2 separate regions of the Homo sapiens genome follow, and region 1 is linked to region 2. Evidence: chromatin loops called from intact Hi-C (ENCODE). Cell type or tissue: OCI-LY7. All regions are shown on one strand. Links, peaks and the distances in the headings refer to the core of each region. The heading gives the core; the rest is flanking DNA.

What was found. Peaks named below come from ENCODE experiments on the same cell type or tissue, not always from the same donor. Only the 100,000 strongest peaks of a DNase experiment are listed, where the experiment ranks them.
Region 1: a loop joins it to region 2, with 2.1 times the contacts of the local background. A loop is called at or near these places in 4 of 110 quality-filtered maps.

Annotation. Positions count from the first base shown.
Region 1 is chr6:28,651,591-28,662,832 of GRCh38, reverse strand. LINC00533 (long intergenic non-protein coding RNA 533) reads left to right here and starts at 8,358. Exons shown (of 3, transcript NR_135285.1): 1 at 8,358-8,401. It overlaps TRA-AGC4-1 (tRNA-Ala (anticodon AGC) 4-1), which reads left to right and starts at 4,525; the gene lies at 4,525-4,596. LOC105374996 (a long non-coding RNA gene) reads right to left here. Exons shown (of 3, transcript XR_926657.3): 3 at 9,599-9,658. In OCI-LY7, for the core only: a CTCF peak has its summit at 5,885; DNase peaks (open chromatin) are centred at 4,572 and 5,902; H3K4me3 peaks cover 2,844 bases; H3K27ac peaks cover 332 bases.
Region 2 is chr6:28,976,333-28,987,574 of GRCh38, reverse strand. It overlaps TRF-GAA1-2 (tRNA-Phe (anticodon GAA) 1-2), which reads left to right and starts at 5,831; the gene lies at 5,831-5,903. TRE-CTC1-6 (tRNA-Glu (anticodon CTC) 1-6) reads right to left here and starts at 5,376; the gene lies at 5,305-5,376. It overlaps HCG15 (HLA complex group 15), which reads right to left and starts at 2,826. Exons shown (of 3, transcript NR_135289.2): 1 at 2,591-2,826; 2 at 696-898. It also overlaps the pseudogene RN7SL471P. RefSeq lists a cis regulatory region at 6,122-6,944. In OCI-LY7, for the core only: CTCF peaks have their summits at 5,590, 6,064 and 6,267; DNase peaks (open chromatin) are centred at 5,464, 5,844, 6,324 and 6,764; H3K4me3 peaks cover 3,360 bases; H3K27ac peaks cover 1,537 bases.

The sequences.
Region 1 (11,242 bases), core at 1,126-9,125, 320 kb after region 2:
TTACAAATAAACACAGCAATTCCTCATAACAAAAATGGTTGTACATTCTGCAAGACTTTTATATGGTTTCTGGAAAATTCATGCAGGTAAGAAAAAAAACAACTAACCCGTTTATAGTTTCTGAACCTTTGTTTTATGTATAAACACAAGTTATTTATTTCTGAACAATTTTTTAATTTTTTTTTGAGACCGAGTCTCACTCTGTTGCCCAGGCTGGAGTGCAATGGCAAGATCTCGGCTCACTGCAACCTCCGCCTCCCGCGTTCAAGCGATTCTTCTGCCTCAGCCCCCCGAGTAGCCAGGACTACAGGTGTGCGCCACCATGCCTGGCTAATTTTTTTGTATTTTTAGTAGAGACGGGGTTTCACCATATTGGCCAGGCTGGTCTCGAACTCCTGACATCAGGTGATCCACCTGCCTCGGCTTCCCAAAGTGCTGGGCTTACAGACGTGAGCCACCGCGCCCGGCCACACTTTTCACATACAGCAAATAATCCAGGAATGTAACTACTTTGTAAATTGTGGAAATGTTTCATAGTACTTTGTTTGGAACTTATTAAAAATTGTTAACCTGCTGGGCGCGGTGGCTCACGCCTGTAATTCCAGCACTTTGGGAGGCTGAGGCGGGCGCATCACGAGGTCAGGAGTTCGAGACCAGCCTGGACAACATCGTGAAACCCCGTCTCTACAAAAATTCGCCGGGTATGATGGCACCCAGCTACTCGGGAGGCTGAGGCAGGAGAATCACTTGAACCCGGGAGGCGGAGGTTGCAGTAAGCCAAGACCATGCCATTGCACTCCAGCTGGGGTGAGACAGTGAAACTCCATCTCAAAAAAAAAAAAAAATTGTTTACCATATTAACAAATCAGTTTGGCAAGGCAAGCATGGCTCTTGGCTTTAAACATCCAACACTACATACCTGTGCCTTCATTACTGTTTCATTCAAACTAATTCTTTTGAAAGGTACAAGAACTTGACTGTATAATGTTTTCTAAAATAGTCATTTATTGGTTTTGCTGAGAGTATTAAAAAGATTGTAATTCCCTACCACTTCCATAAGGAAATATATGTTGTCTTATTACCCATTTTGAATTACTATATTTTTATTTCTCATATGTATACCAGTTAAGGAGTCTTACAAATTTGAAAGAAAAATTGTATCTGTAGCTAGTTTACATTAACTATCACTTTTATTTCAGGATATTAATTGATGTGCTGCAAAAAACTTGTTGTAAAGAGAGAGTATTGGTTCAGTTAAGGTTAAGAACCATGCCCTAATTACATTATGATTCATCCCCTGTGATGAGGCACATCACCCTCTGAAGACAATTAAAATTTTACAAGGAAGAAGGACTGAATGTTAGGTAAACAACCAAAGTAGCACCCTCCATTTCACTACCTTTAGCATAAAATTCCAACTCTTATTTGCCTTTACAAAGTTCTACAGTGTCTAGCCTCTAGAATCATTTATCAAACTTCAATCACACTTTCCTTTTTTATAATTTTTGAACCAACTAAGTTAATTTCTACCAGAGAGCTTGTTACCTTATCTCTTCTTTCTCCATGGAATGTTCCATTTCCTTATCTTTATATGATTGACTCCTTATTGTTCAGATATTTTTTCAATCTACTCCTAGTGGCGTCCTTCTCTCCCTTGCCCTTCCAGTTCAGGGGAACATTCTTTTCAGTAGCTAAGACGGTTTTCCAGACATGATGGCACAATATGAACCTATTGATACATATGTGACATGATGTGATATATATTTTTCAAAATAATTCTGGCATCAAAGTCTTGGTGGCAGCTTTTACGACAAGACAAGAATGCCTATACCATGGAATGAATACACCTCAAAATATATCCACCAGAAATTCCCTTCTTGATTCTTGAAACAACTCACATCATCAGTATTCTCAGTGCACTCTAAGGTCCTGCTTTTTGCTCTCTGAGATAGGGAATTCTGGTTATCCCATACAATTATTTCAAGTGATTGTGGTAAAGGGAGGCCTGCCTTCCTCTCTTACCAAAGAATAGTCAACTATCTATTAAAAAGAAAGAATGATTTAAACTTATATTTCCCAAATCAGTGCAGTGAATGGATTCCTTTTTAAGAAATTGTTAAGGTCTTGCTTTTAGGATTTGTTAGGGAACATCATGCCGATAGTTAACAAATGTTGTGGTCTTGAGTCTGGAGGCAGCCTGGAGGTAGAATTCAGTCCTCTTGTTTTCCCTTTTCTTTCAAGTCAGCTGATTGGGTAAGGCCCATCCACACAATAGAGGGTAATCTGCTATACTCAAAGTCTACTTTCTTTTTTGAAACAAAGTCTCTCTCTGTTGCCCAGGCTGGAACAGATGCAATCTCAGCTAGCTGCAACCTCCGCCTCCCGGGTTCAAGCGATTTTTATGCCTCAGCCTCCTGAGTAGCTGGAATTACAGGCATGTGCCACCACGCCTAGCTAATTTTTGTATTTTTAGTAGAGACAGGTTTCACCAGGTTGGCCAGGCAGGTCTTATTCTCAGGTGATACTCCTGCTTCTGCCTCCCAAAGTGGTGGGATTACAGGCCTGAGCCATAGTGCCCAACCTAGGCAAAGTCTACTGATTTAAATCTTAATCACATCTAACACCTTCACAGAAACTTCTAGACTGATGTTTGACCAAGCAACTCTGACCAAGCAACTCTGAAACTTTGACCAAGAGTTTGACCAAGCAACTCTGCATTCTAACCTAGTCTAGTTGATACATAAAATTAACCATAACACCTGTGTGGTGGCCTGGAGATACCTCTGAAGGCAGTAAGCTGAGGCATTCGTTGTGCTCATCTTGTTTCGCATTTCTCAGAGATCACTGTCCTTCATTGCCTAATGTTCATTGTTTCACATTTTGCCATTTTAGAAATTTTTGGTTGATTCAGGTGGAATAGTAACTCTGGTTCCTGTCACTCTATCCTGGCCAGAGGTTTTCACTTCCCACACTTATCAGATTTAAAGTTCAAAGTGAATCATGTTGGAAGAAACAAGAAGACACACTATGATTCCAAAAAAATCTTGTTTCCAAGCAGAGGTGTTAATGGTTGTCTGAGTCTTTTGTTAGATATGTTCCTTACCTTCCAGGTGTGTACTGGGGTCTAGAGTAGTGCATGATTAATTATGTGAATGTCAGATCTGGAAAAGATATTTAGTACTATTACTTCCATTTTCCACTCAGCAGTGAGAAAACTTTTCTGAAAGTGTTGTGATTATTACATGTTTTTCCCTCTTTTAATCCTCTAATATGTTGCATGAGATTAATGAATTTTATAATATTCATTGACACATGTCCATTCCTTTAACAAACTCCACCTTTTAGTCACTTCCGGCTGCTATAACAAAATACCATAAACTGGGTGGCTTAAATGACAAGCATTTATTTCTGGAGGCTGTAAGTGCAAGCATTTAGTTCTGGAGGCTCTGGACAAGCATTTAGTTCTGAAGGCTCTGGACAAGCATTTAGTTCTGGCGGCTCTGGAAAAGCATTTAGTTCTGGATGCTGTAAGTGCAAGGTAGGGTGAGAATTGCTGGTGTCATCTTGCCAAGCTACCTTTTAGAGCCTCCTCCCCACCTTGCTCCTTCTCCCAACTCCAACCGTTCTGAACACTCCCAAGCACAGCCCTTCCCTCATTTCTACTTGGCATTCCTATCCATCCTTCCAGATTCGGTCACAGGTGACTGTAACCGAGGACTTCTGCACTCTCTACGCAGGTATAAAGCCTTCTCTGTTCCCTTGGTGAGACAGGAGTCTGAACCATCTCTACATTTTCTGTAGAGAGAACCATTCCCTCTACAGAAAATAATGCGCCACAGAAGCAGAGATTTAGCCTCGATCTTAGAAGTAACACGTCTCCAACTTCATTCTGGGCTCTTCATTTCAAAGAATCAGAGTAGGATCTGAGGATTCCTACTCTCTGGATTTTATTTGTATTCTCTGGATAAAATGCGGATCAGGGGGCCGCGGGAGGCAATCCAACATCTTTAGCCTTTAACCGTCCCAGTTGCTAACGGAGTGGAACGAGTTTATTTTTATAACAGAAATTCCTTCACTACCTCCTTGTTTTCTAAGAAAAGGCGTGTAGCGGTTTCTGGAGTTTGGGAATAGGACGCAGAGATGGGGTAAGGAATTGGAGGCAGTTCAGTAGTTTCCCTAAGTAAAGACAGTAGTTGGTAAAACATTTGCTATCTTTTCTGGAAGGATCTTTCCTGTGTCCTGAAAATCTTTTTTACAAATGAGAAAAGCATTCAGAAAAGGAAGGTCTGGGAGGATGTTTCTTAACTGAAATTTCCTCCTCTAGTCTGTTCTTAATCCTTACCAAATGTCTGCAAGATGCTGGTTAATCAAAATTTCTTGGTGATAGAGGGCTACAAAAAGGGGAAATGAAAATTTTAACGTTCGTTCATGAAAGAATAAATAAATGTTTAAAAAAAAAAAAAACTGAGGTAAATTTCTATATTCTTTCATAAAAGCAGTTTAAAGACGAACGTTTTTCGAGGTGGGGATGTAGCTCAGTGGTAGAGCGCATGCTTAGCATGCATGAGGTCCCGGGTTCGATCCCCAGCATCTCCAGTGTTTTTGTATTTATGCTCCGGAACCGTCTTTCTTTTACAGATACAGTCACAGCCTATTTCTGTAGAATCGGAAAATTAATCATATTGCCCCCACTCCCGTATTTATATCTTGCTTTGGTTACGCCTGTAGCTCTTTCATTTTTAAAATTTCATTCCTGCCTGGCCAACACGGTGAAACCCCGTCTCTACTAAAAATACATAAATTAGCCAGGCGTGGTGGCAGGCGCCTGTAATCCCAGCTACTTGGGAGGCTGAGGCAGAAGAATCGCTTGAATCTGCGAGGCGGAGGTTGCAGTGAGCCGAGATCGCGCCATTGCACTCCAGCCTAGGGGACAAGAGAGAGACTTCGCCTCGAAAAAAAAAAAGAAAAAGAAAAAAAAATTTATTCCTCTCCATTCTCAGCCGCATTTACATATGATGAGTGACTTTGGACCCTGTTCCATTAGGGCGGTGCTGGAAGGAACATTTACCAATAAAAGGACAATTATCAATAAAAATCCTAAATGGATGTTTTGTGAACGAATTCATCTTTTCACTGAGTTTTGCTGCTGGGTTTGTGGTGGGGGATCCAACGGTAGGCTGAGGTCCGGTCTCAGGTTTCACCTTTTGGGGCTTAGTGGGAAAAATATGGATTTCTCCTCAAGCTCGCAGGAAAGAAAATGTACTCTTCCCAGGCCGGAGGCTACGAAGGCATTGGGTAAATTTAGCATCTCCAAACGTGGCAGTTCTCTCAGAAATCGTACACAAAGAGGTGAAATAGTAGCATTTTGACACTGACGTTTTTCCTTCAGTGACTGCATTTTGCCAGTGAGTTCATAGCGTTCCCATGATTGTGTGGATTTGATCCCTTCTATATTGATCTCTTTTGAAATCTCTAAATTTGCTGCACTGATTCTAAAACTGCTCACTTCAATTATGCTTCTCAAACAAAAAAACAAAAACACTTCTCTTTTTAAAGCTGGTGCTTTTATACCATGCACGTGTGTGAGGACTTTCTTTGGCTAGCCCTTTTGTGTATTTCGCAGAATACACAAAAATCTCCTTTTGGGATGCCGCGTCTCTTGTATCTTGGTGCTTTAGTCTCAACTTCCAACTTGGGACAATGCAGAGATGCGGTAAGGAATCGGGGGGCAGTTCAGTAGTTTCCCTAAGTAAAAACAGTCGTTGGCAAAACATTTTCTATCTTTTCTGGAAGGATCTTTCCTTTGTCCTGAAAATCTTTTTACAAATGAGAAAAGCATTCAGAAATGGAGGGTCTTGGAGAATGTTTCTTAACTGAAATTTCCGTCCCCACTCTGCTCCTAATGTCTGCCCCCAGTGGCCCTCAGTGCCACTCTTTCCCCCATCAGTTCCCTAAATTTATTTCATATAAGAGACCTGGAGAAGTTACACATTTCATTGATTTAATACTTCAGCTACCCACAGGTTAAAGCTATGCATGCTTTATATCCCCTCCAAGAAAAAAAAATAGATTCTTTTATTTTGGTCACAGAAAGCCTGAGTCTTCCATTTATTCCTTCAGCAAATAATTTAAGTGACAGATTTATAGTTATTTATTTATTTATTTGAATTTTCAGTGCGTAACATGTAACTGTCTTCCCCTTCCCATCTACCATCTTTCTCTTAGGTCCTTTATATTGTCGCAGGGTAGGGCGGTACCCAAAGTCTGCCTTTCATCCCAGTTGACCACAGGTTATAACTTACTTCGTATTTTAGAGATTCTTGCCAAACACTGCCAGATTTCCTCCCTTGAATGTTTAAACTTTCCCAGGTTTGCCCAATACAGACAAGAAAGAAGAGAGAATCACTGTTAAATTTCTGTCTACCCACCATGATGTATTTTATTTCAAATTACTGAGGTTATTGATCACAGCCTAAGAATAAACCATGTGAAGATTTTCCTACATTATGTTGTAGGTCTGCTGTATCTCATTTCTCTTTAACATGAAAATAATAAATTATATTCCTCACTAAATAACCTTGATTCACATCTAATTTTCTCTAGCACAAGACTGTAGCAACCACTAAATGGAGGCTCAGAGCAGTTTCATTCTGGTAACAAAAAGGAGTCTTTTTAGCTTTTCAATGCTAAGGAATAGGACCAGCAAATAAAAGATTTTTCTCCAGGTTTCAGCTGTCCGCTTATTTTTATGTTTTCAGAAAATTGCCCCTTTTCTTTCTTCCTTTTGCTTCTCTTAATATTCTTTCGGCAGAAAAGCTACAGAAAATTAGGTCTGGTTTTACCAATTAAAATAGCGATCTTTTGAAATATTGTTTAAAATTTTTTTAATTTTCCTATCAGGAACCCAGAGTTATACGATCAATTAAAACAAGCCTTTCCTTAGTAAGACAGTCCCAAGTTATCAATTTCCCTTTTCCATGAGATAAGTTTATTTCAATTGTCTTCCCTTGCTTTAAGATGAGGTCAGAGCCATCTCAGACCACTGGCAAATAACCTCAAATTTTATGGGGGAACAGAGTTTAAGGGTCTATTTCTTCTATCCCAGAAGGCCCTGAATTCTTAAGGGATCGGCTTTTTTCCCCAATACCTAGCTTTGCAAAGCAGGGATCTCAAGGAGTGGCAATTCTGATTTCTTAGTCCTGGGACAATTTTGGAAAGACAAAACATAAAATAGAAGCTTCTCTCTACTTGGCAGAACTGTACCTGGTGAGATTAAGTTACATCACCTCCACCGGCCCTTGACTTTTAAAATGTCTGCGAACTGCTCATATGTCTATGACTAAAGGGCCAGTGGATACCGAGATACTGCTTTGACTCTTATTTTCCCTAAGAGCTAAGAGCGTCTCCACCGTGGGAAAGCCTCTGGAGTCTCCCAGCCTCCTGCAGGAGACTCAGTTCTGTATCTCTGCCCCAAAATAGGCCCCAGGCCATGAGTTCTGGCTCTGGAAGCACTAAGGTAGAGCTGCCATCTTTGACTAAGGCTTCTGTCTGTGCCTCTGGGTTAAATGGTTTTACTTCATGCACTTACTATGCTGGACTTGAATTACTGGTGGGTTTTTGTTTGGTTGTGTTTGGTGGTTTTTTTTTTTTTTTTTTTGGAGATTTCTTCCTCTCTTTATTTCCCTTATGATATGGTTATGTATTTATTTTGTAGTCATTTTATATTTATAATGTCATTTTACATTTATATTGTTGTCATTTAAAATCATATTGGATCTATTGTTGTTGTTCAAGTGGGTAAATTTTTCTCAGAGATATCTCCAATAATAGATATTCATAAGATAAAAATCTTCTTTTTTTTTTTTTTGTGATGGAATCTTGCTCTGTAGCCCAGGCTGGAGTGCAGTGGCACGATCTCAGCTCACTGCAAGCTCCGCCTCCCGGGTTCACGCCATTCTCCTGCCTCAACCTCCCGAGTAGCTGGGAGTACAGGCACACCACCACGCCCGGCTAATTTTTTGTATTTTTAGTAGAGACAGGGTTTCACCGTATTAGCCAGGATGGTCTCAATCTCCTGACCTTGTGATCCGCCAGCTTCGGCCTCCCAAAGTGCTAGGATTACAGGCGTGAGCCCCGCGCCCGGCCAAAGATAAAAATCTTTATACAGTCGTGTGTCAATAAGGGGCAAATGTTCTGAGAAATGCATTGTTGGATGATTTCGTCATTGTGCGAACGTCACAGAGTGTACTTATGCAAACCTAGATGATATAGCCGACTATACACCTAGGCTGTATGGTATAGCCTATTGCTCCTAGGCTACAAAGCTGTACAGCATGTTGCTGAACTGAATACCGTCGGCAATTGCAATACAGTGGTATTTGTGTATCCGAACATACGAAAGGTACAGTAAAAATGTGGTATAAAAGATAAAAATGGGGCCAGGAACAGTGGGACACGACAGTAATCCCAGCACTTTGGGAGGCTAAGGCGGGTTGATCGCTCGAGCCCAGGAGTTGTAGACCAACCTGGGCAACATGGTGAAACCGCATCTCTACAAAATACAAAAATTAGCTGGGTGTGGTGGCACACGCCTGTGGTCACAGCTACTCAAGAGGCTGAGATGGGAAGATCAAGTGAGCCCAAAGGTCGAGGCTGCAGTGAGCTGAGACTGCGCCATTGCACTCCATTAAAATGGTACACTTGTACTGGGCACTTGCCATGAATGTGTCTTGCAGGACTGGTAGTAGTTGTTCTTGGTGAGTCAGTGAGTGAGTGGTGAGTCAATGTGAAGACCTAGGACATTACTGTACACTACTGTAGATTTTATAAATGCTATACACTTAGGCTACACGAAACTTATAAAGTATTTATTTCTTCAATAATAAATTAACCTTAACTTATTGTAACTTTTTTACTTTATAAACTTAATTTTTAAAAACTTTTTGACTCTTTTGTAATAACACTTAGCTTAAAACACAAACACCTGGCTTGGCATGGTGGTTTATGCCTGTAATCCCAGCACTTTGGGAGGCTGAGGCATGCTGATCACTGGAGGTCAAGAGTTTGAGACCAGCCTGGCTAACATGGTGAAACCCTGTCTCTACTAAAAATTTTAAAAAATACAAAAGTTAGCCAGATGTGGTGGCGGGCGCCTGTAATCCCAGCTACTCGGGAGGCTGAGGCAGGAGAATCGCTTGAACACGGGAGGCGGAGGTTGCAGTGAGCCAAGATCTCGCCACTGCGCTCCAGCCTGGGTGACAGAGCAAGACTCCGTCTCAAAAAACAAAAACAAACAGACAAAAAATCCAAAAGACCACAAACACCTGTAAAGCTGTACAAAAAACATTTTTTCTTTATATCTATATTCCATTAGCTTTTTTCTATTGAAAAGCTTTTTTTTTTTTTTTAACTTTTAAAACTTTTTTTTTTAAAAAATGAAGACACAAACACACACATTAGGTTAGGCCTAGACAGGGTCAGGATTATCAATATCACCATCTTCCACCTCCAAATCTTGTTCCACTGCAAGTTCTTCAGAGGCAATACCAAGTAGGAAGCTGTCATCTCCTATGATAACAATGCCTTCAAGAATCCCTTGTGAGGGCCTGCCTGAGGCTGTTTCACAGTTAACTATTTTGTAATAAGTAGAAAGAGTACACTGTAAAATAACAATAAAAAGTATAGTATAGTAAATACAAAACCAGTAACATAGTCATTTATTATCATTATCAAGTATTATGTACTGTACATAATTGTATGTACTATATTTTTACACAACTGGCAGAGCAGTAGGTTTGTTTAAACCAGCATCACCATAAACATGTGAATAATGCACTGGGCTATGTTACCACAGCTACAATGTCATTAGGTGATCAGAATTTTTCAACTCTATTATAATCAGTCTTATGGGACCACTGTCATCTATGTGGCTCATTGTCGACTACAATGTCCTTATGTGGCATGTAACTGTGTTTCTACCTTTAAATGTCAAGTACTTCATCTTTCCTTCAGTTATATCTGGTTGTTCATCAAGATTTTTAATGCATGTTTATAGTTCAAATAACTATTTCACTTGAGTAGTAATCCAAAGTGTGATGATCTAATATTCATATTCCTAGGCTACTTGACATAATGCAATTTCTTCTCAAAAGCCAATCCATTTGATATAGGACTAGCAATTCTACTGTGCTTAACTGTTAGTAAGTACTTTTACTTTCTCTTGCCTCATTGTGGTGAAATCCACACTCAAACATAGCCTTTTCAGGCTGGAAAAGGACCACACTGGGGTACTGTGCTGAGTTGCTAATGTCAAAGCTACCATTAGAGAAGTTTGAAAGGACTTTCTGGTAACCCAGTGTCACAAATGCTGTATTAAAATCACTGGTGAATGTAGATGGTGTACACATGGTATATCAACCTTATTCACTAGACACTGAATGGCACTTCAATCTCATGACGAAGTTTTATTAGGGCAAAATGCCCAACACTTTAGCATAGATACCTGCCAATTGCCTGCTTTCCACTGACTGACAGTCTTATTCCTCTAGCTGATTTGGTGTTCCCAACTTGCATTTCTCTAGCTTCTCCTTAAGCCCACCCATTCTGTAGGGCCCCTTCTATAGCCACCACCTGTGCCTCTCACTTCTGTGTCCTCCCTCAAAATACCTTCTCCAGTGCACCCACTCCATCCCTTATTCCTAAATTACTTTCCCACCTTAATCTCAGATCACATTCATCTCCATCTTCTGTTCTCCAGATGCTCTTACTTTCCCCCACCTCAACTCATTCACTACACTCACTATAGTAACTCACTACCCTCAGGATCCAGCCAGCTTTGTTCTCCTAGCTCACAGTCTTTGCTTTTACCACCTCCTACGATGGCCTCTTCCTCTACCATCCCTATTCTATCCTTCGGTTTCCATCCTTTCTAATTCCTATTCTTAGCTTAACTTTTTTTCCCAGATTCAAGCTCTCTTCTTCCCACACACCTGTGAGATACTCCCTTTCTGAGTGGTCCTTGCTTATCCCCACCTCTGGTTGTTCTCAGAAACTATGGACTGGGATAGCTAAGCTGACACATACTTTTCCTTGTGCCTTTTATTTTCTTCTATCTTTGAACTCAAATTTTTGTTCAGCTTTTTAATTAGGCATATGAACCTGTCATACTTACTTCACCTCACCTCTTATTTACTAGTTTTCTTTTTAAATAAGTTCATTTTAATAAAGTTTGGGGAAAATCTTA
Region 2 (11,242 bases), core at 1,466-9,465:
GGCTGCGTCCAGCTCCCTCTAGAAACTTTAGAGTAAAATCCTATCCTGGCCTTTTCCAGCTTCTGGTGGTTGCTTGTTGACTTATACTGATTCAGTAAAAGTACCTCGTCAATACTAAAAGTTGCAATACTCTTAGCAATACATTATTTCCTAAGGAAATTACTTTAGGAAAATTACTAAGAAAAAAGATTTCCAAGAAAGCAAAAGCAACACAGTCACTCCCTTTTTTGAGACGAAGTCTCAGTCCGTCGCCCAGGCTAGAGTGCAATGGCGCCATCTCGGCTCACTGCAACCTCTGCCTCCCGGGTTCCGGGTTCAAGCGATTCTCCTGCCTCAGCCTTCCGAGTAGCTGGGACTACAGGCATTCGCCACCACGCCCAGCTAATTTTTGTATTTTTAGTAGAGACAGGGTTTCACCATATTGGCCAGGCTGGTCTCGAACTCCTGACCTTGTGATCCGCCTGCCTTGGCCTCCCAAAGTGCTGGGATTACAGGCGTGAGCCACGGCGCCCGGCCTGCACACCCGCCCCCCTGCTCTTTCTCCTGGTCTCACTTTCCTCTGTTCCTCCGTATTCCCCAAGGTAGGCGCGCCTCTTTTGTCACCTGCTGTGTCAATCTGGGCTCTCTGCCTGGTTCTCTCAGTCCCTCACAACAGCAATAGTTTCCTCTCCACTATCAAGGCTATATTCTCCTACCAGTTCTAGATCTCTGAGAGCAAGATGGCCGAACTTGAGGGAGACCACTTTTTGACAGCTTTAACCTTCAAGGACACAGAGCAAGGGTGCCCTCCTGCTAGGTGCTAATTGGTTCAATGCTTCATCAGCTGCATCTTGGTCCATCAAAGGCATCATTCCAGAGACTGATTTTCTCTCTGGTGTTTGCAATCCTGCACGGTAAACTAGGAGGGTGAAAACAAAACAGAAAAATGGGAGAAATTATTTGAAAGTGACGATATCAACCAGTGAACATCAGGAATCCATTAACCCGTTCAACAAGTATTGACTGAATGCCTACTCTGTGCCTGGGCACTGAGTATTCAGGACGAACGCTGACACCGGCGGTCCTCACCTTCACAGCTAGGAGGAAAGGCCAACTGATTAAGCAATTGCAAGTCATCATCGTGACTGAATTGGTGCTGGGTCACACAGCTCGGGATTGGAACTTAGTGTCGATCTGGAAAGGCCTGCTTGGAGAAATTCACGAATGCACTGAGGAATGGGGTGGGGGTAGGAGGTTGGAGCGAGACAAGACTGGCCAAAAGTCTGAAAAGAAAAAGACAATTTGGGTTTGAACCCGCAACAGAACAAGCCCCACAACCCTTCTCTCTCCGTAGAATCCCTACCTCCCGGAGGGAAGACTGAGAATCCTGAAGGGGTCAGGAATGAGAAGGACAAAGGAGAAAGAAAAGAGTAGGACGGCTTCTCCCACGGATCAATCGCGTAGGTGGTGGTGGTCCCTGACAGCTGCAGCTGCCTGATCACTGCTGGATCTGTGATTCTAAAATTCTGAGCAGTAACGAGCCCAAGCGTGCACCTGAGGAAAGAGTAAGGGCACACAAAGTCAGAACAAAGTATGTATGTATTTGAGCCAGGGCCTCGCTCTGCCACGATCAGAGCTCATTGCGGCCTCGAACTTCTGGGCTCAAGAGATCCTCCCGCCTCAACCTCCGAGCAGCTGGAACTACACGTACACGTGACCGCGCCTAGTTTTTCTTTCTTTTCTTTCTCTTTCTTTTCCTTTCTCTCTCTCTCTCTCTTCCCCCCGCCCACCCCCCCCCCTTTTTGGTAGAAACGGGGGTCTCGCTTTTTTGTCCTGGCTGATCTCGAAATCCGAGGCTTCAAGCGACCCTCCCGCCTCCGCCAGAGGAAGAATGTAAACGGGACAGGAATGTGTCTCTGCTCCCCCGCCCTGGCGAGGGACTTGCTAGTATCCTCTATCCAACTGCTGGCTGAATGTGTTCTCTCTAGGAATCGAGGAGGACTGCCTTTCTCGCTGGTTCTATTTCAGTCCCGATCCCACAGCTTCAGTCCAACCGGTTTGCTTTGTTTGATAGGCTGGGCATGAGAGTGAGATTTGGAGCTATCCTCACAGATTCCTGGAAGTTGAACAGATCTCTGATGAGTCCTCTCTTTAGAACTAAACTGATTCCCCCAGGACCTACCAACTTGAGGAATTTTCTGGGAAGCACTTAGGTACCTGTACGGACTTGTCAACAACTGCCATACGTAAGAGACTCTAATTCCAGCTTTACTGTGCATGACCAGAAAGCTTGAAATTGAAATCTTGATGCCATCCCATAGTTAACCGAGATTTTCCAGGTTTATATATAGTTCAGAATTCAAAGTTCTGAAAATCTAAGAGCTTTCACAACTCTGCGCTTTTGCTTCTCCTGAGACGCTTGTCCTGGAATGCTGGTTTCCATTTTGTTCCCTAATAAAAATCTTGTTCATTCTTCAAAGCCCACTTCAAATAGGGTCTTCCCCACCCCACCTCCAAATCTCCCTCTCTCTCTCACATACACACACCCCATTGTATTTTTCCACACTTCATTTTAGCAGGTAACTCTGTGCCCAATAGAAAATTTACTCACTTGGCGGGGCGCGGTAGCTCACGCCTGTAATCTCAGCACTTTGGGAGGCCGAGGCGGGCGGATCACCAGGTCAGGAGATCGAGACCATCCTGGCTAACACGGTGAAACCCCGTCTCTACTAAAAATACAAAAAATTAGCCGGGCGTGGTGGCGGGCGCCGGTAGGCCCAGCTACCTGGAGGCTGAAACAGGAGAATGGCGTGAACCCAGGATGCAGAGCTTGCAGTGAGCCGAGATGGCGCCACTCCACTCCAGCCTGGGCGACAGAGCGAGACTCTGTCTAAAAAAAAAAAAAAAAAAAAAAAAAAGGAAAACTTACTCACAGTATCTGTCTCCTTCATTCCCCAAGTACGGTGAGAAGAATGATGATGATGATAATATTAATAACACGGATTTGGATAATTGGCTGACTGCTTTTGTGTATTATGTTATTGACTCATCGCAACTTTATATAGTAAATACTGTAATACTTTTATTCCCATTTTACAGTTGAGAAAATTGGGATTTGGGGGGTGTTAAGAGGTGAGATTTCTGTCTTGGTCATTTTTCATTTTCCATAGTGACTAGTGTAGTACAAGCCTACTGGCTCTGAATATTTGCAGATTGATTCCTTGACCCTAGCTGTTGACTTTTTTTTTTTTTTTTTTTTTTTTTAGTAGTCTTTCACATTCTCTTTCCTCCTCTTGTCTTGATGCATATTTTGGTTTTGTTATATTTTTTCGACGTTCTCTCTGAGCTGACGAGTAAACGGTAGCAAGTCTGGTGAATAAACAGAACCTACCGTGCCAAAATTAGGGAATTTTTTTTCCTATGGACAATGAATAATAGCTCAGATGAGAAGGAAAGAAACTGGTAGCATTCGAAGAAGAGTTCTTTTTCTCTAATCCAATTAGCTTTATGTGGAAAATGAAAGAAAAGAAAAGAAAAGAAAAAAAGAGGCATTAATCAAGATAAGTTAAGCCAGACAGTTCCTTTCACAGGGGTCCCAACCAGACTGTTTTCTGAAAGCAGAGGCATAAAAACTAATGAAGCAAGAGATTCTTGCTGCACATAGAGGAGACAACGTGTGATATCACGAAAAGAGGGTGCTTTTCAAGAACTGATCACCAGCAGGCCTAGAGGGTTGAATTCCTATGAAACATTAGATTAAAAGGCTTCCGTATATACAGGAATTTTACAAACCATATTACTTTTATGTCTATGTCAAAATAAGATTTCTTAGTCAAATTGATCTTATGTATGTGTCAAAGTTTATTAATTCAAGGACAGAACTGACAAGATGACAAAAGAGTGTCCCATCTCAAGGAAGTTTTGGAAACTGTGAATATATGGAGCCAGGGAAGAGAAGAGAAAGTGCAATTAATTAGAAAAAGTCCTGCTTCATTTAACTGGATCATAACAACATCACATCCTGGCTGGAAGCGGTGGCTCACGCCTGTAATCCCAGCACTTCGGGAGGCTGAGGCGGGTGGGTCTCTTGAGATCAGGAGTTCGAGACCAGCCTGGCCAACATGGTGAAACCGCGTCTCTACTAAAAATACAAAAATTAACCTGGAGTGGTGGCACGTGCCTTTAATCCCAGCTACTCGGGAGGCCGAGACAGGAGAATTGTTTGAACCCGGGAAACGGAGGTTGCAGTGAGCTGAGATCGGGCCACTGCACTCCAGCCTGGGCGACAAAGAGAGACTCCATTTCAAAAAACAAACAAAAAATCACATATTCCATTTGTTGGTGAAATAAGATCAGGAGCACCACGATCTTTGTTTGGAAACTTGTAGAGAAGTCATACGTGCCCCAAACTCTTAGCAGATATAAGAAAGAAATAATAAGCAATAGCTGCTCTTTAGACAGACCAAGAAACAAAGATTCATGCCCCGATATTGTCAGACAGGAACCAGTTAGCACAGGGTCACCAAACCTTGTCAGGAGAGAAACAAAAAGTCTGCTTTTTCTCCAGTAGCTCTCGGTAAATTTACCAAATGTGCATTCAGAGATGGTGCTGAATTCATTGTTTGCCTGTTTCTCAGTTTTGTGACAGCAGGTTTTAATTTCATGTTTATGACCTTCTCCTATCCTCTCTTAGGAAAAAAACATAATTTGTACCTTCATAGGGGAAAAAAGGTTGAAGCGCTGGAGAGATGAAGCAGTCCTGAAACTGCTTTGGCCCAGAATATTAAATTACTGTGTAGGTATTTCTAGGGCTATCCCCTAGCGCCCAGTTGGAGCAGCGTGAAACTTACAGAGAAATCCGAGGAAGATAGAGTAGGTGTCTAAACCACCGAGGCTCTAGCAGCTTCAGAAGCTTGAACACAGCGATCAAATCTCCCAGAAATGACTTCGCCATTTCTTCTCTGTCATCTTCATAACTGTCTTTTCAAAAGGTTATGCTAATCTCAACTAACTCCTAATGGATTGTCTCCGGAATTTCCCGCTTACTGAATCACCCAATTGAGTTAAAAATGTTAAAGCGCTTACTTAGAACAATGCCGGACACTCGGTCTACGCTAGATTAAGTATTCATTAATAAATGTTTTAAAATAATTGAAAATTACATTGCTTGTCATTTTGTACCTGGAATACTAAAACAGGAACAGGGTTTCTATGCAGAAAATGCCTCCTATGAAAATTGAAAGTTAACTTATCCACAATTTGCTGTTTACTCAGAGATTTCGTTCCTGGATGAAAGAATTTGGAGGTTAAAACAGAAAAACCTCATTCCCTGACCGGGAATCGAACCCGGGCCGCGGCGGTGAGAGCGCCGAATCCTAACCACTAGACCACCAGGGAAGCTGAAGTAGGTTTATTAAAACATATTTATGAAGCGAGAACTCAACACATACGCACACAGTTGACTTCTACTTTTCCGACGAGTTAGTGCACGGTCATGCTCTCGTATTCACTGACCTCCTGTTTTGCACCAACCAATAAAATCTGGACGGCAGAGGGCGTGGCAATGCCATAAGAGTAATTTGGGAAGTTCGTAACTGGATGATGGAACGTGCTCTGTTTCGATGTGTGCATTCAACCGAGAATAAATTGTAGCATCAATTTGTAATTGTCTTCTTGCTTTTCTTTGCATAAAGTGGTGAGCCATTTGAAGAACGAAATAATTTTTTAATTTGTCTTTGGTTCCTTCGGAGTACCTGTCATTGTGGGTTTTTTTTTTAATAAATACCTAATAGTAAATAAAAAACATAAGTAATAAATTCATTAAGCCTTATTTTTAAGTGGCGTGGGCGGAGCCGAAATAGCTCAGTTGGGAGAGCGTTAGACTGAAGATCTAAAGGTCCCTGGTTCGATCCCGGGTTTCGGCATGAGAGCGCTCGGTTTTTTGTGCCCACGGCAATACAAATATGGAATTTTCCTTCTACAATACAGAAACACTCCTTAGAACCTAAAATGGGGTCATATTTTTCTCAAATTCATAAAGGAAATCGCAAGAACACTGTGGGATACGTTTATTTCTGTAGCAGAACTCTAGGTATGGGTTTCAACATCTCACTAGATAAAAGAAGAAAAGGCAAACGTGCTGAAAGAAGTTTAATCTTGAGCAATACTAATTACATTTTATTTGCGACCTCTGTTCCCTCAATAAATATTTATTAAGTGAATTGTTAGTGTTATGCGCGCGTCTAACTGAAGAGACAACCTGAACAGGCTAAGTGTGAGCAACAAGCTGTTTATTCACTCTGGTCCGAGCGGGCTGAGTCCGAAAAGGGAGTCCCACCACCGGAGGGTGGTGGGATTGCAGCTAGTTTTATAGGTTAGGAGTAAGCAGTGGAAAGATACAATAAGGGCCCGTTTATTGCGGGCAAGGGAAGAATGTCACAAGGTACATTATCACAAGGTGGGAGGGGTCACAGAGCACAGTGTCACGAAGTTGATTGATCAGTTAGGGTAGAGCATGTTACAATGGTAGAAGGTCGCAAGGTTGGCTAATCAGCTAAGACAGGAGCTGTTTTTCTTCTTTTGTGGTTTTCCTGTTGTCCCAGACTTTCTGGCTCCAGGAGACCTTCTGGATGTGTACGTGTGGGTCACAGGGGTCACAATGCCTTGATCATAGCACAGCCTGCTCCGAGGAAAAGGATAGAGAGAGGCACGGCCGGTGAACTGAAGGGAAGTTTCCTGGAAAAAGGAGCCGCCTAAGCTGTTGAAAAAGTGGCTACTTGCTAGAGGTGGGGGAGGGGAGGGGTGGCTGCTGCGCTGTGAAAGGGAGACAGCCAGCATATTCCCTCAGCCACCTTTTTCCTAACCTCCTAATTTGCTAGCTCTTGGCATATTCAACCCCTGTCTTCCTACTCGGAGGAATGGTCTCTCATTTCCAAGTCTACTTAATATTCCATCTGAGCTTTTGAACCCTCTACCCATTCCATTTTGCTCTATGTTTGTGTCTTTCATCTCTCTCCTCCTTACGTGCCTCTCTTCAAATTACAGAATGTCTAAACCTCTATCTTTGGACAACAAAAATGGAACACATGACCTTATGCATTATCCTCAGACTCTTTCCTTCCACTCAGCACCAAACCTGTTGAAAGAACAATGTTTACCTCATTATTTGCTCATCAGCGGAGGAGGTCTGCCTTCCAATCCCAGGAAACCATTACCATCAACTTTCCAACTTTCAAATGTCTTGGCTGTTTTTGGTCCTATACTTAATTTTGCACAGTATACCAACCTATAAACAATCCTTCCCTTATGAAGCAGTCCTCCTTTGGACTTTGGGATTTTGAAGCAGCCTCGTTGTCTGGGGTGACACCCTAGATTCATCGTCTCACAGCCACAGAGATCAAGGACCTGGACACACAGAGAGGTTAAGAGTGGAAATTTAATAGGCGAAAGAAAGAAAATATCTCTCTGCTACAGAGAGGGGTCCTGGAAAAATGGGTTGCCGAAATTCGGTGAAATGCAGGGGGTTTTACAGATGAGCTAGTGGGGAGATGGTGTCTGATCTACATAAGGCATGAAAAACCCAGATAGGACCAGGTGTGCCAACTGCATAGGGTGTGAATCTCTGGCAACCCTCACCCCAATCTGTTATTATGCAGGTGGGTTCTCTGCCTGAACTTCTCCATGTTGCCCATTTCTTTCTTACTGTACACATGCTAACAAAAAAGGGAAGGTGGAGCCTCATGGTGGACATGCCTCACCCCCAGGTAGACCTTTTCTATCGGTGCAGCTGCCAGCCTTCCCCCATGCAAGTTTCCAGCTTCCTTATCTATGTCTGCAGCTCCATCTTGCAGGCTGCTCTTTGTTAGAAAAGGAATAATTTCTAGGGCTGCTTTTTGTTAGAAGAGAAGTTCTGCCGAGGACTCTTTTGCCCTAACTACCTAAGCAATTTCTTTGTATCTCCTGTATCAACTTGACTCTCCATTATTTTTCTCCATACTCTCTTGCTCTTCCCTTTCAGCTCCCTATCCCTCCAATTTTAATGACTTTGGTCTTTTTTTAAATTAAATGTTTAATTTTTAGGTAGTCGTAGATTCACATGCAGTTATAAGAAATAATATGGAGAGGTCCCATGTCCCCTTTACCTGCTTGCCCCCAATGGTAACATCTTGCAAAACTATAGCACAAAATCACAATCCGGATATTGATATTGATATTGATAAAGTCAAGATGCAAAACATTTCCATCACCACAAGGATTCCTTTTGGCCCTTTTACAGCCACACCCACTTGCCTACTGTTCCTGCCTCAACCTCTGGCAACTAGTAATCTGTTTTTCACTTTTATGATTTCATCATTTCGAGAATGTTATGAAAATGGAATCATACATTATGTAACCTATTAGGATTGGCTTTTTGCACTCAGTGTAATTCTCTAGAGATTCATCTAGGTTGTTCAGCATCAGTAGTTCATTCTTATTTCTCGCTCACTAGCATTCTGTGGTATGAATTTACCAGTTTGAACATTCACCTGCTGAAAGACATTTGAGTCATTTTCAGCTTTTGACTTTTACAAATAAAGCTACCATAAACATTTGCATACTGGTTTTAGTGTTAATATAAATTTTCGTTTAGCCAAGATAAATGTCCAGGAGTGCAGCTGCCGGGTGGTATGGTACTTGCACATTTAGCTTTTTAAGAAACTGCCAACTGTTTTCCAGAACAGCTACATTTCACATTCCCACCTACATGTATACAGCCTCATCAGCATTTGGTTGTTGCCACTATTTTTATTTTAGTCATTCTGATAGATGTATAGTGATATCTCATCTTGGTCGTAATTTGTATTTCCCTAGTGCTAAGGATGTTGAAAACATTTTTATGTGCTCGTTTGCCATCTGTATATCTTCTTCGGTGAAATGTCTCTTTAGGTGTTTTATCCAATCCGATAAGAATAGTTGTGTACAGGTTTTTATGTGGGAAGTTCCTGAAAAAGCTGGAAGTTCAAACCTTTTCCAAATCTCTGTCTTAGATTATGAAGTTCTCATGCCATGCAATTTGTTTTTTAAAAAAATTATTTAGTGATACTTCTGAAAGCAATGTAAGGAAGACTATTCAGGACTATCGGGATAGGCACAAGGGACCATTGCAAGGAGGTTTTGCAGTGAGGGAAAGAGATCGGCCTCAGTTCTGAATATAGCATGGGCAAATGGGAATTTATAGCCAAGGAGCAGTGTGTCCTGGTCAGTGGACAGGAAATTACCAAGAGAAAACCTCAGAGGTAAGGGGAATTCTGGCCAAACAAACCTAACAGGATTCTTGCTGAAGACAGGCCAAGGTAATCAGACATCAATCATCTGGGGGATGGTGGAGAATGAGGAGCCTGATCAGAAATGGAGGTTAAACATAGATGATATGGGGGTTCTTGCTAAACTGACTTGGCAGGGTTCTTTGCTAAAACTGGACGTTACAAGGAAGTGCACAGATGGGCCTAGCAGAAGATTCAGAAGCCTGACTAAAGTTTGGCCAAGCGAATAGTCTTTGTTAAATTCTTATGCAACTGCATTTGCAAAATGCAAAACAGACTACTGTCTTGTTGTTTGGGGAAAGGAAGAGTGCAACATGGAGAAATTTCCAAGATGATAAGTCACTAACGAGTTTCTTCCGGCTCCCACTGACTGAATGAATCATCATTCCCTGAGGGGTAAAAAAAAAAAAAAGGAAGATCGAGCAAAGGGTAGCATATACCAGTCCCACCAGTGAACTCACTTGGTATGCAGAAATAATGCTGTTGATTTTTTAAAAGAAATCCCGAAAAGGGAAGTTAAAAGAGACCGGGTCTCGTCGGATGTCCCGGGCGGAACTGCAGGCGTTGCTCGCAGGCGCGGTCCCACCGTCGCCCAACACGGGGAGTTTGACCTGCTCCGTGTCCGGCCTGGGCCTGGTCCCCCCCTCCTTAGACAACCTGGTACTCCCGGGCTCCCCCGGGAGTACCATGTTGGTGCCAGGCCCGGTGCGGACGCCCGCTCCACACAGCGCCGTAGCTCCGAACCCCCGAGCACCCACGATCCGCCGACCTCAGCCTCCCGGGGAGCTGGGATTACAGGCGCGCGCCACCGCGTCCGGCGCTTGGTTTGGTGGCACCGCGGTCTTGGAGGCTGCAACTGCCGACTGCGTGTGCTGGGAGGCGGGATCCGTGCAGCGGTTTCCTCGCCGCCCAGCCGGCTGCCGCTCCAGATTGCCAGAAGTGCCTGATAGAACTAGCTGAAGAGACCGCAGAAAGCACTGGCAGAGAGATGAATGAGCATCCCTTACTATGTTGTCCTCGGAACCTTTACAAAAAGGTCAATTAAACAAACAGCTGTAAATTTAATAAGGGAAAGAGTGAAGGACTGTGTTGAGTGGGTTTCACAGACTTCAATACGTATATGAAATCACCTGGGGAGCTTGCTAAAATGAAGAGTTCTAACGCTGTAGGTGTAGGATGGGGTGTAGATATTCTGCATTTGTGAGAAACTCCCAGGTTAGGTCAGTGTTGCTGATCAGCAGCCCACGCTGCAAGTGACAAGGTTGTTGATGCTTTTGGACCTGATGGTTCTACAAGTTCTTGTCACATCATTATAATATTAGAACATGAAAAGAAAAGAAAGAAAGAAAGAAAGAGAGAGAAAGAAAGAGAAAGAGAGAGAAAGAAAGAGAGAGAGAAAGAAGAGAGAGAAAGAGAAAGAAAGGAAGAAAGAAAGAAAGGAAAGAAACAGAGAAAGAAAGAAAGGAAAGAAAGAAAACCACAGTTCCAGCCTCACAAGTGACTCTAGACATTTTCTTTCTTGTTTTTTAGCTCTTGTCCTCACGCATACATAATTTTTTCCATGGTGGAAGCCATGACATTTGTACGATTTCATGTTGGGTGCATTTCCACCTTGTGTAAGTGGTAAATATGTACAGATAATTGTTCAATCACTCCTTCTGTCAGCCAACATTAACTGAGACCCTTTTCTGTGCCATATACAGTAGGTCTACCTGGGGAATCTGAGAGTACAAAATGCACTCCTCTAAGGAGCTTATGGCCTGTTAAAGAATAGAAGACGGCCGGGCCTGGTGGCTTACGCCTGTAATCCCAGCACTTTGGGAGGCCGAGGCAGGCAGATCACGAGGTCAGGAGATGGAGACCATCCTGGCTAACATGGTGAAAACCTGTGTCTACTAAAAATACAAAAAATTAGCCGGGCGTGGTGGTGGGCACCTGTAGTCCCAGCTACTCGGGAGGCT